Linked DNA regions of Mus musculus: region 2 is linked to region 1. The links are chromatin contacts, found by Hi-C or POLR2A ChIA-PET in ENCODE. All regions are on one chromosome and are shown on one strand. Each heading gives the region's core, a stretch centred on a gene start or an enhancer-like site at or near the end of the contact. The rest is flanking DNA. Distances are from core to core; before and after follow the strand shown.

Evidence for each region. Hi-C counts contacts between places; a loop is a spot of excess contacts on that map. ChIA-PET counts read pairs that join two places held with the same protein, here RNA polymerase II (POLR2A).
Region 2: a map of heart shows a loop between it and region 1 (6-fold over the local background). The contact joins the enhancer-like site here to the promoter of Chst11 in region 1. A Hi-C loop is called at or near these places in 4 of 37 maps with a recorded cell type or tissue (Patski and heart). POLR2A ChIA-PET finds 5 or more read pairs at or near these places in 1 of 5 experiments (embryonic stem cell).

The regions. Positions count from the first base shown.
Region 1 is chr10:82,981,703-82,987,733 of GRCm38, reverse strand. It overlaps Chst11 (carbohydrate sulfotransferase 11), which reads right to left and starts at 2,237. Exons shown (of 3, transcript NM_021439.2): 1 at 1,752-2,237. The coding sequence starts at 1,869.
Region 2 is chr10:83,080,002-83,085,881 of GRCm38, reverse strand. All of the region lies in intron 1 of Chst11 (carbohydrate sulfotransferase 11), which reads right to left. Among named protein-coding and RNA genes, the nearest start is that of Chst11, 97 kb to the right of the region's middle. Within about 2 kb of position 1,906, at least 1 of the 3 ENCODE cell types and tissues checked has a DNase peak (open chromatin) inside an H3K27ac peak, as active enhancers do; it is heart, where a contact is called at or near this core.

The sequences.
Region 1 (6,031 bases), core at 988-3,487:
CCTGAACACAGCTCTGAAGTCTAGACCAAATCACTGGGCCCTTTGTTTAAACAGCATTAGCTTCATTATATCTGCATACCAGCCTGTCCTCTAGCCCTCTGGCTTGGTTCTGGGTGGCCCCTGGAGCTTGGCACTCTTGAGATGCCCGTGTGTCTGGTCCCACCCTCTTGCAACCCAGAATGCCAGCAAAGTCCATTTTTAAATTCTCTCACAAGTTTCACAACCACAGGTTTGAGTAAGGAGTTTGCTGACATTAGACTAAAAATATGAGCTGCAAACAAAAGCCATCTTTTACCAGGACTGGCTGGGGTGTCCGGGTAGCACAAGACCATATTCTTGGCAGCCAGACCTCCTTAACAACTGTTGTGAGCCCCAAAAGGAAGAGAGGCCAGTCTGTCCCTGCGCTGTCAAGGAATCCCTGCCTGTTTGATGCAAGGAACAGCTTTACGGCTCTGTCTGGCTTGATGAATTCGCGGCTGAGTCTACTGAAAGTGTTAGCTATACACGTAAAGAAGGCGGGAGGCAAAAAAAAAAAAAAAAAAAAAAAAAAAAAAAAAAAACAGCCTTATTTCCCTGGAAAGATACGTGTTTCCACCCCACCCCCTTCCTCCCTGCTATTAGGAAAGGAAATGATTATTGTAGCGACTCTGAGGAGTCAAAATATGTCAAGGTGACCCAGTACAGGTCTATTGATCCAGAAGAAATGGGGAAAGGGGTTCCCAAGTCTAAGGCTGGGTGGCCACATACAGAACCGTCTTAGAAAGTCCTACCTGTTGGGCTTCTAAACCATGCAGCACAGCCCGGCCAGAGCACTCCAGGGCGCCCCTCTCTTCTCTAGCACCAAACTTTCCTTCTGGACCCCCGGGATGAGGGGTGCCTAGGCCCTGCCTATCCTGATAGGAGACTTGGTATTTAGCCTAAGCCAGAGAAGACGTGAGGAAGGATTCGTTCCTGTGCTGCAGAAGTCTCTAAATGCTCAGAACCCAAGAAGAAGGGATGAAACTGCACAAAGTATCTCCAAGAGCTTTGATGGTCAAAGTGCAGCCCAAAGGCTCTGGAGTTCCTAGCTGGGGGGTCTGGGGCCAGGAGATGGTAGACCAGGCCCAGGAGCAACAGCTGCAAAGTCACCACCGTGCTGGACCCTGGGGTGTTTTCGCAAAATATCTCCCCCGATGGAGAGAAGAGCAGGGAACCTACCCACTCTGTCCCCACACCTGCTCTGCTGCTGAGCTTGGAACACGTGGTAGCTGGGCTTGGGGCTTCCCAGGCGGCTGCAGGGACTCACTACCCAGCCGGGGCGTGCACCACTCGCCCGGGGGTCCCCAACCAGGAAGAGGCAGCGCTGCCTGGCGCAGAACAGCCGGCTGCCAGCGCCTGCTTCACCTCAGCCCTCAGCAGCAACCCGGACAGAGTTTTGTAGTCTTCCCATCAACCCGGGCAGCTTCCAACAAGCCCTACCTTTCTATGCCACCTAGCCAATAGACAAGACACAAAGAAAAAAAGAAAAGAAAAGAAAAGAAAAAGGAGGCAACAACACGCGCCGCTGTCTCTCCTTGCAGTCTCAACCTCTAGCCTGGAGATGGGAGGAAGAGGAAGCGCACCTTCTCTTCCCATCCCAACTCCGTGACCCGCGGATCCCGGCAGTAAAGAGCCCCGAAGAGGCCGAAGGGAAGAGGTGAGGTTGGAAGAAGCAGAAAGCAGAGCGAGAGAGGAGAAAATATCCAACAAAACCACGCTAACGCGCCCCCTACCTGGGTGCAACATACTTTGGAAATAGAAGATGACCAAGATAAAGGATCCGAAGCAAGTGGCCAGCACCATCCGGCAAATTCTGTTCATCCTCATCACTTCCAGCAGCGCCGGCTTCATGGCTTTGTCCTGGCCGCGGGGACCCGGCTGTCCGGGAGGCGCGTCCCGAGCGCAGAAGCGGGGACCCCGCCGCGGGGGTACCAGCACCGGGGAGGCTCAGAACAGAGCTGGCTGGGCTCCGGAGCTGGCTCCCGCTAGCTTCACCGAGGCTCTCCGAGGCCCCGACTCTGGTCTAGAGGGTGAAAGGCGCAGGAGTTGGTGTGCAAGTGTGAGGATGCGTGGCTCCGGCCGCGCGCTCCTGCCGGTCCGCCTCGCCTCTGCTCGATGCTCCGCCGCCTCCTCTGCTGGCGCCTGCGGCCGCCGCTGCCTCCTCACGGGCCGGGCGACCGGGATGCGAGAAGGAAGGTGCCGCCGCCGCCGTGCACTGGCCTCTGTGACTGTCCAGGCCCCCCTCCCTCCCTCCCTCGCCAAAAGCTACTTCATTGCGCTCCAGTGATCTATATATTCCAGGGCTGGGTTTTACCAAACGCAACTCGCAGCCCCCGGCGAGGGGAGGGCGCCGGCGAGCGGGGAGGGCGGGGCCGCGCCGGGGCGGAGCGTCGCCTCCCCCCGCCCCTACCCGAGACGTGGTCGCGTCCAGCTGTTTCCCGGGGAGTCCGGAGTGCGCAGCACGCTCCCGCAGGGTCCCAAAAGCCCTCAGTCCCTGGGCGGAGCTGGGCCGCTGTCTCGAGGTTGCGTGAACGTTTCCATGACACAACCGGGATGGGGGAAAACCATGAATAAGATGCTGTAGTGCTGCCACCCGTTCTCCGGTGTGGCGAGAAGCAGGTTAGGTGACAGAGGCAAACAGGAGCCCTGCTGACACGCGACCATTTACAATCCCTGGGCGGTTTAGCAGGGGAAGTTGCCCCACGCTCCCCTAAGAGCGGATGCCCTTCTCATACTGATCAAAAACTGGGCAGTTCCGTTTTTCTTTCAAAGGACAGCTCAGCTTGAGGGCTGCTTTTGCAAAGAGGTTAAAGAGAGCGGACTTAAAGTCAAGGTTAGGGAAACTGTTCCGGCATCCCAGGATCTGGTGACTGCCGCTGCTAGCCTTTCTGACACGTGCCCTCACCCGCACCCCTCGGGGCAAAGCGGGTTTGTAGCTTTTAAAACTGTTTCACCAAAAGGTACAGCTTTCTGTAATTTATTCGAAGTGTATGAGAATCAGTCGGACGGATGTGAAAAGACGCCCCTAAAAGTCCAACAAAGTGTTGGGAGTGGAGGCTGGGAGGGGGAGATCCAAGCCAGCTTAGCCTTGGCAGGTAGAGAGAAAGATGGCGCTGCTTACCTGCATTGTGTAAAATGTTGTTAAATGCTCAGCTCCATGCATTTGGGTGGCCAAGGATCAATAAGGTGGACGCGGGTCAATGATAAGGAGATCACTTTTATGCCAGGAAAGCAGGGTTATTGTAAAGCCTGACCTTTCTACTTTACCATTAAATGCATTTACAGAATGCTGGATTCCATAAGACATTGTACCTTTGAATGTGTCTCTTCACAGGGGCACTGATAAATTCTTGTCGAATCTGAATGTAATGGGCCTTATCCTCCCCTCACATTTGACAGACTCACAAGTTGCTTTCTGATACATGTATCCAGAAACGCCTCCAAACCTCCTCTTCCTTCTCCTGAAGTTTTCCCTTCAGCAGAGAAAGTCCGCAGGCTTCCTGTGATTCAGACAAGAGTCAATTACAGGGAGATATTTATGTAGCCAGTATTATTTTGCTGCTCCTTTATGAATGAGTTGCTTGCTGAGGTGGCCGAGATATACATGCTCCAATACAAGCCACTCCCCAGGGAGTCCCCACATGATGTGAGTAGGCACTGCTGTATAGTCTCCTCCTAGTGCACTGGGTGGGAGGATGGACCCCTTGTAGGGGCATATCCCCCAGAGGGCCTGCAGGGCTGCTCATTACAGGCGTGCCATTATCTTCTTTAACCAAAGCACGATGAAGAGGGATTTGCATGCCTTTCATTCCATCATCTTTCTGCCCAAGGCAGAAAACCACACTGTTGAGCCTGGACATTCATAATAAGCCAGTTTGGGTAGTCACACACCCAAGGAAGACGTGAGAAATGTGAGTCTTTGGGGGTTTTGGAAGATTGAGTTGAACCATGTGCCGGAGAAGGACGGAGAGCCTTGCCAGGTATCCATGCTTGCATCCTCAAAATCTGGGTTGGCCCAACATACAGAATCGGAAGAGGCTGTGCCAGTGACTTGCCACGTCTTCCAGGAAGTATCCCCTAATTTCTCACTGGGCTTCTCTTTCCTCCTCTGTGCTCCAGATCCGACCCCACCTCCAGCCACTGTGCCCTATAGACAGAACTCTCCTGAAGGATCAAGGTGACTTCCTCTCCCTCCATCCCACTCTGATACCCAGTACAACTGGCACACAGCGGGTGGAAGTCACAAATGGCGAGGTATTTATCTCTTAGACTAGGAAGGTAAGGTAGAACCCTCTCAGGTGTACGGTCATAGCCAATGGCAACAGGCTATGACCCTGCTGTCCACAGCATACTTGTAGTCAGTGGAGAGGTTCTGATTCTTAGTCCCATGTCAAGCTGTAAACTTACCAACTGCAAAGGAAGTCTCCACTTTCTTTCTGTCCCTGGTCTAACAAAAACTTATTTCCCCTTTGCCTGTGCTACCTTACTGACATTGACAAGAAAAAGGACAATCAACTGATAAGATGTGGAGAAAAAAAAGAAGATTGTATCTTTTCAGTGATGACCCAAAGTAAGACGACTGCTTCTAAAGCCAGGCTTTGGGCTTTGGCTTTAGCTCAGTGGTAGAGCTCTTGGCTAACGTGCATGAGGTCCTGGGTTCAGTCTCTGCTCCAGCGAAATAAAATAAGTCAGCTTTGTTTTCCCAACATATCTGTTAAGACAGGCACGGTTCTATGGCAATGACAGAGAATCCCTACTTTTGGTGCCTTAAAGCACTTGGGCTACACCAACAGCTGCTGTTTATCTACTGCGATGGGCAGCAGGGCTGTACCTTGGATGTGTCTTGCAGACGAGGTGAAGCAGCATTACTAGAACAGAGATTCTCACCCCTCCTAATGCTGCAGCCCTTAAATACAGCTCCTCATGTTGTGGTGATCCCCAACCATAAAATTATTTTTGTTGGAACTTCATAATTACAATTTTGCTACCGGTATGAATTGCAGTGTAAATATCTGTGTCTCCCGGTATTCCAAAGCAGCCCCAAAAGGGGTTGCAACTCAAAGGCTGAAAGATGTTGTTCTAGAATGGTGCCCTTTGCAAGGCTTGAGAACAGGGAACATCTCACTAAATAACTAAGTCATCTTAGCCCTCAGGGGGTACATGGGGTTTCTGAGCTTCATTTATTGGCCAGGACCTGTCACAAGGCTGCCTGGAATCACACCTAGGTCAGGAAGTGTGGTTCTCCTATGAACCACAAGTGGAACATGTGTGGGGAGCCGCCTTCCTGCGACTGACTCGGCTGGCTCTTCAAATCTTGTTTCTGTCATTTCTCTAGACCCCCCTTTGCCCTGGGGTGGGGGGGGGGGTATTGTTAGGGATGGCACTGAGCTCAGTACTGTGCTGGGACCTGCCTTGAACACTTTCCAAAAACAAAAATGCACTTGCAGGATTGAAAGTCTAGCATGGCCTGGGAGAAGGGGAGCTGATGGAGCAGAAAGTCCTACATATGCCACGGCCCTTGTTAAATTGATTTTTAAAAGAATGAAATAAATGCAAAAATCCATAGCTCCAGGTGGCACCTTTTGTGAGCAGCAAACAGACAAGGTGTATACCCAGTCCCTCCAGTCCCTCCAGTCCCTCCAGTCCCTCCAGTCCCTCCAGTCCCTCCAGTCCCTCCAGTCCCTCCAGTCCCAACGGGCTGAGCTCAGGCTCATGCCTGTGGATTCTGCCCACAATGTACTGTCCTGTTACGATCTTTTAAAATTGGCATGATGCCCCTTTCTGCACTTTGTTGGAGTGAGAAATGGACCCAGAGTACAAAGAAGACAGAGAGCCCTTCAGCATCGTCCAGGAAGACGGTGAATGTGTCTCCTACCAACATGGACCGGGGGGCCTCCACTGGCTCCTCCAAGGATCATTTTTTCCCCATTTGCATCTCTGCAACACCTCTGGAAACAAGGTACACTCAGTTAGCCTGAACACAGTCAATATTTGTGGAGCTGAATTTAAAACC
Region 2 (5,880 bases), core at 657-3,156, 98 kb before region 1:
TCTGGATAAAAATGGTATCTTACCTCAGGAGGACACAGAAAACACAGAACCCCATGAAACAGGTAGCAGATGTTCTGCAGACTAATTTGTGAGTACCTTGAACTTGTAAGAAATACATTTCTGTTTAGATGCTAAACAGTCTGTGGTTGGTTGTTATGGAAGCCAGAATGGGCTAAGACACAAAAACTCGGAAATTGATCTTCTGGCCAGCAGAGAATGCCACTCACCCACTCAGAGCACAGCAGAGGATAGGGAGAAGGGAGGGAGTGGGAGGCACGGGAAGAGAAGGTACCGGAAGGGGAAGCACAGGAAGGGGAGGCACTGGACGTCAAGGAAGAACGCGGTTCCCTGGTCCGCTATATGAGAAACTGTCTAGGAGCTGTGTCTAGAACTCCCGCCCAAGTTCTTATGGGGACAGTAGTTGGCCACCTCAGAGTGACCATCTAGAACAGACCCTCAGAACGTGCTAGACCCGTCAGCTCTCTCCGAAGCGTCTTAATATTTGAGCCTGACAGATGGGCCAGGTCTTGGGTGGAATTATGTGTGAGCTGGTGACTCAAGTCCTGCAAGAGCCCCACTCAGATTGAGCTCAGCTCTGAGCCAAAGCCATCAGACCGGTGTGACCCACAGAACGGCTTCAAATGGTGACTGCAAAATAGCCCAAAATACCAAGTTTTTAACATAAAACCAAGGATGGTTTCAAATTATTAGAGATTACATATGTACAAAAGAAGTAAATATACAGGAAGTGGCTCTGAGTCTGCCACAAGGGCAGGACTGGGGACCAGGAGTGACAGTTGACAGACTTGGATTTCTTGCTAGCATGATGGAGAACATAAATTGAACTGGGGAGCAGGGAAGCGAGGGGGTCTGCCCAGCTCTGCCAATTTGGCCCCATCCGTAGAACGCTGCACTTAAAACGAGTAAACTTTATGCGTAAATTCACAGCTCCAAAAGACTACTTTCAAAAATAAGCACAGCAACGTTTTCAGGATAAGTATTAATATTTTCAAGATTCTGACCCATTTGAGAAGATCCAGCTAACAGCAGCAACGTGTAAGATTTAATCGAACAGTAGTATTTCTGTCCTGGTATAAGTTAAAAGCCCTTTTTAAAATCTTAATGATCGGGCTTATATTATTTAGATGTTACCTTCTTCTTCTGGGAACTGACATATTCAAAAGGGGACTTTAAAATTTAAATGCAATTTAAATTATTAAAAGCCAGCTAAAAAGTTTCTTAAAGGCTAAATATTAATCAAAGGCCATTTTAGAGATTCACTGGTAGAGTTCACTGAGATTCTTAGAGGTAGGCTATGCAATCTGGGACTTGAACGTTTTTTTAGAAGCCTTTTCTTTACATAACAATCTGCCTTGTGCTAACAGACGTGACAAAGCTACTTCAGGCTGACCATAAAGCATGAAGGGCAGCAGCCCACATCCCAGACTAACCATATGTTATCTCTAAAGCCCCACAGTGGTCGAATTTTATAACAGAGAAACTCAAGACTACGTGGAAAAGTGGTTCAAAGAGCAGGAGCTGGCAGCTGACCCAGGAAAGCCCCTATAAATTCACTTTATATCCCCTCCGATGAGACAAAGCAGACAGCATTGCAACACATATCTCGCATCCTCCATGCAGAAGTCATGCCGAGCCTTGAGCGGTTAAGTTTTCTCAGTCACAGCCTTGACTGCTGGGGAATTCACCCCCTGCCCTGCAGTTTCCTGGAACGCTTCTGAATGTATTTTGCAGGCTACAGATAACATGCCAGCATGCTTTCTTATGGTGTCTGGTGCTCCAAGTTTGACTTTCCAACTTGGACACGTTGATGTCTGCCTCTGGGGTTCCCCCACGCTTACAGACAAGTGACGAAGCTCTTGGCAAGGAGTCGCCTTTGCTGAAGCTACTGAAGCTGGGGCCATTAACTCCAAACCTGTTGGCTCCCTATCAGTCTTTAGCCCTGCACAGGACAGCGGCACCTTAACAGTCAGCTGTACAGGGCAGGCCACCTGTACTAGACCTGCAGGCTAGTCTCTCGCTTGGAGTACCAGCCTTTCCCTGTGACTATCAAAGGGACAGTTGCCCTTGTCTTTCTCGAGACCTCTTGGAAGACTCTGAGTCCTCCCAGCCTCTTCCTTTCCTCTTTGACTCTATCCCAGAAGGCAGGAAACATGGTGCTCTGGGTGGAACTGTGCCCCATTGCCAATTCATATTTCAGAACCTCAAAATGAAACTTTATTTGGAAATAGAGTCTTTACTAGTACAACTGTAGTTACATGGAGACGAGGTCACAGTGGATGAGGGTGGGTCCCAAGCCACATGACTGGTGCCTAATAAAAGAAGAAGACAGACATACACAGGGAAGATAGCGGAAGAAGATGGCCAAAGGCACTGGAACGACTCGATGACAAGATGGAATGGCAAGGGCTGCCTGGAGCTGCCAGAAGCCAGGGTGCAAGGTGGAGCAAGGATTCTCCCCTAGAGAAGCCTTCGAGGGAACACAGCCAACTTACACTTTCACTTTGTGTATCAACTTTCCAGAATGTGGGAGAACAAATTTCTGTGGCTTTGAAACATCCAGTGTGTGCTCATTTGTTACACAACTCTAGCACACTAACACGTGTGTGCTGTGAATCCTAAACAGATCGCCCATGCAGAGGCTGAGAGCAAGCCCCGGCCCCAGGTAAGCGGCAGATGAAAGACCATTAGGCATGCTTCCCGATGACAACTACCTATTCTTTTTCCTAATTATTCCCCAGAAGAATGCCTCAAAAAATTGTCTCTCTTCCAATTCAAGCCAAAATCTCACTGCTGCAACGCAGCACGCACACACAATCTGCGGGGATGGAGTTATTTCAGAGCCAAGGGGAGCAACCCAACTGCCATGGGCAGAGGAGGCTGGCGGTGCATGGCCTTGCTGAAGATAAGGGGCAAAGGGCCTGGATGCTTGCTCAGAGGGTTGCTGGCCAGTGGGTCTGTCTCTCCTCCAGACGACGAGATAGAATCCCACCAGAAGGACACACAGTCAAGTCATAAAGAGCCAGAACTTTAAAAGGCAGCCACCCAGCAACCCAACCTTCTATTTCCCCTTCTGTAGGTGAATTAAAGACAAGGAATTGAGCTTTCAGTCACCCACCTGTCTGATGTGTTTCTGGCACAGAAGCCAAGGGAGTCAACACTGCTTGAAAAACATGGCTGTGTGTGTCACGTCACCGGAGCCAGGAAGGTTTAAACTCTTCAAACCGACCAACCAGCTTCCCTCTGGGAAAATGGCACCGAGGGGAGGACATGACAGAAAGGAAGCATAGTGGGGGTAGAAATCCATCCTGCGGGATCTGGGGAACAGTGCAACTGGCAAAATGTTCGAGGAACAAGAACGCGGCTGAATTTGATACCCAGAGCCTGTGTTAAAAAGCCAGGCCCAGTGCTTCTGCTCCAAATCCCAGGACAGGGAGAGTAGAGAGGCAGATTCCTAGGGCTAGCGGGCCAGCCAGCCTCATCTACTTAGTAAACTCTGGACCAGTTTAGAGACCTCACGTGAAAAAAATGAAGTGGTGGCCCTGGTGGTGCACACCTTTAATCCAACACTAGGGAGGTGGAAGAGGCAGGTTGCCCTCTGGGAGCCTAAGGTCAACCTGGTCATATAGAGTTCTACATGTTCAGACCCTGCGGATGGATGGATGGATGGATGGATGGATGGATGGATGGATGGATAGATGGATGGAGTGGACAACTCCAGAGGAATACCCTGAAATTGACCTCTAGTCTAAACACAGACACATACACACACACACACTCACACAAACATACACACTCACATACAGACACACATACTCACACACAGACCCACTCATATACAGACAGACAGACAGACAGACACAGACACACATTCATATGCACACTCATGCATGCACCCACCCACCCCCCCACACACATAGACACACACACATATAGATACAGACATACACACAGAAACACACATTCACACTCACATTCATTCACACACACACATGCACATTCATTATTGTGTTTTCTTTCTATCAGTTAGTTAAACACTGGAAACATTCTAGATGGCCAAAGTTAGAGAGATAATTTCATGAATTAAAGTCCACTTACATGCATTTTAATAAACATTGGTATATTACTAATGAGTTAAACATACTACTGTAATTAAAAATACTGATGTAAAATCATGGAAATGGGGTTGGCACATCAGAATTCCAATAGGAGGCGAGGATCTCACTGACACAGACCTACATGTGAGCCAGCGATAGAAATAAAAGCAGTGCTGGACTGCTTCTGATTGCTCTTCCTTACAATGACTTCAACAGAACAGCAGACCCAGTGCTAAAGATGTAACTGAAAGCCATGTTCTAAACAAAGGGCTGGAATCTCCCCTGGGAAAACCAACCATTACCTGCAGCCCTACCAGGGAGCTCTTTTCCCGTCTCCTCTTCACATCTGCAAGGTGGGGGGATGGAACCCAGGGCCCCACTTGCCAATAACACCGAGCCATCCCCATCTCCTGCCCCCAAGAGATCTTGCAAATGAGAAGGCAGCATATGTCTCAGATTCCAAGATGCTTGCACAGGATCTTTGTCGCTGCCGCTGCCATTGAATGAGTGTGCAGGGGGCGAAGGGTGTGAAAGCGGGTGTTGGGGAGGAGCCACAGGTGGGTGGGATGGGAAGGGGGGCAAGGATGGCTCTGCTGTGCATCGAATCTTCTTGAAGTGTGGCCAGCTGGGAAAGCCACTGCAGCTGCATCCTATTAACCATACCCACGTTTGCGGCTGCCTTCCTCCCTGCGCATTTAAGATGCCTCTGGACCTGGCTCCCCAGGCTCTATGCAGCCAGGCATCAGGGTGGGAGTAAGAGCAGGGGAAGGAGAGAGAGAGAGAGCGAGCGTGCACACCACCTCAGGTGACTGCCATGCCCTGAGGAGAATGTTTAGCGTTAGAAGGTTATCCCCCCCCCTAAGTGAAAATTTTAAAAGCATCAGAACAGAAAAGTGCAGAGGAGAGTCCCATCTTTCCTGTGCCCCAGCTTCTTGTTGCTGTGCTAAGTTTGAAGGTGTGGCCTCTGGGTGTATAACAGGAGCATTCAGGTTGTGTTTAGCTACTAAAAGTCTTTCAGACTCAGCCAGGCAGGGCCTATCTGTGCAATCAAATTAAAAAGCCATCAGACAATAAGGTATCTGCAAGCAGTTACGTCAACCGGAAGCCTCAGCAGCTGTGTCTATAGGGACGGCCACTGTGTCAGGGAGGGTCCAGTTCCGGCTGGCTGACACTAGGTCACTGAGGAGGAGGAGAAGGGTCCATGCAGAACCCATCTTTTGTCCTGAGCTCAGGCACACTGACCGCCAGGTCTTGGATGAACAACTTCCTCCACACAGCTTCTCTGTGAGTTCTTATCTCTGTGTAACAGAGGAGGAAAGGGCGTAGGGTCTTGCCCGTTGCACGCAGCTGGTGAACGATGGATTCCCTCACACCTCAGGGAATGAGTCTCTGAGGCACAAGCAGGGACTGAGTGGCTCTGGACACAGAGGTGGCCACGCCTCCACACCCATCCGAGTGACAGCCACAATGTGTAAGCTGGGACACCGGCTTCACTTACAACAGGACAGAGAGTTGATGTGGTCCAGTTGGTGCCAGCCAACCAAGCCTGAGAACCTGAGTTCCATTCCCGGATCCCGCAGCAAAGGGAAAGACTCAACTTCTGAGGCTTGAACTCTGACCTCCACAAGGGGAACCATGGTATGCAAGCCCATACTCACGAGTCTATGTGCTCTCTCTCTCTGTCTCTGTCTCTCTGACACACACACACACTAGGTCAAACCGCAGAGGACGTCACATGTCCTGCAGCAAACCTCGGCCCTCTACC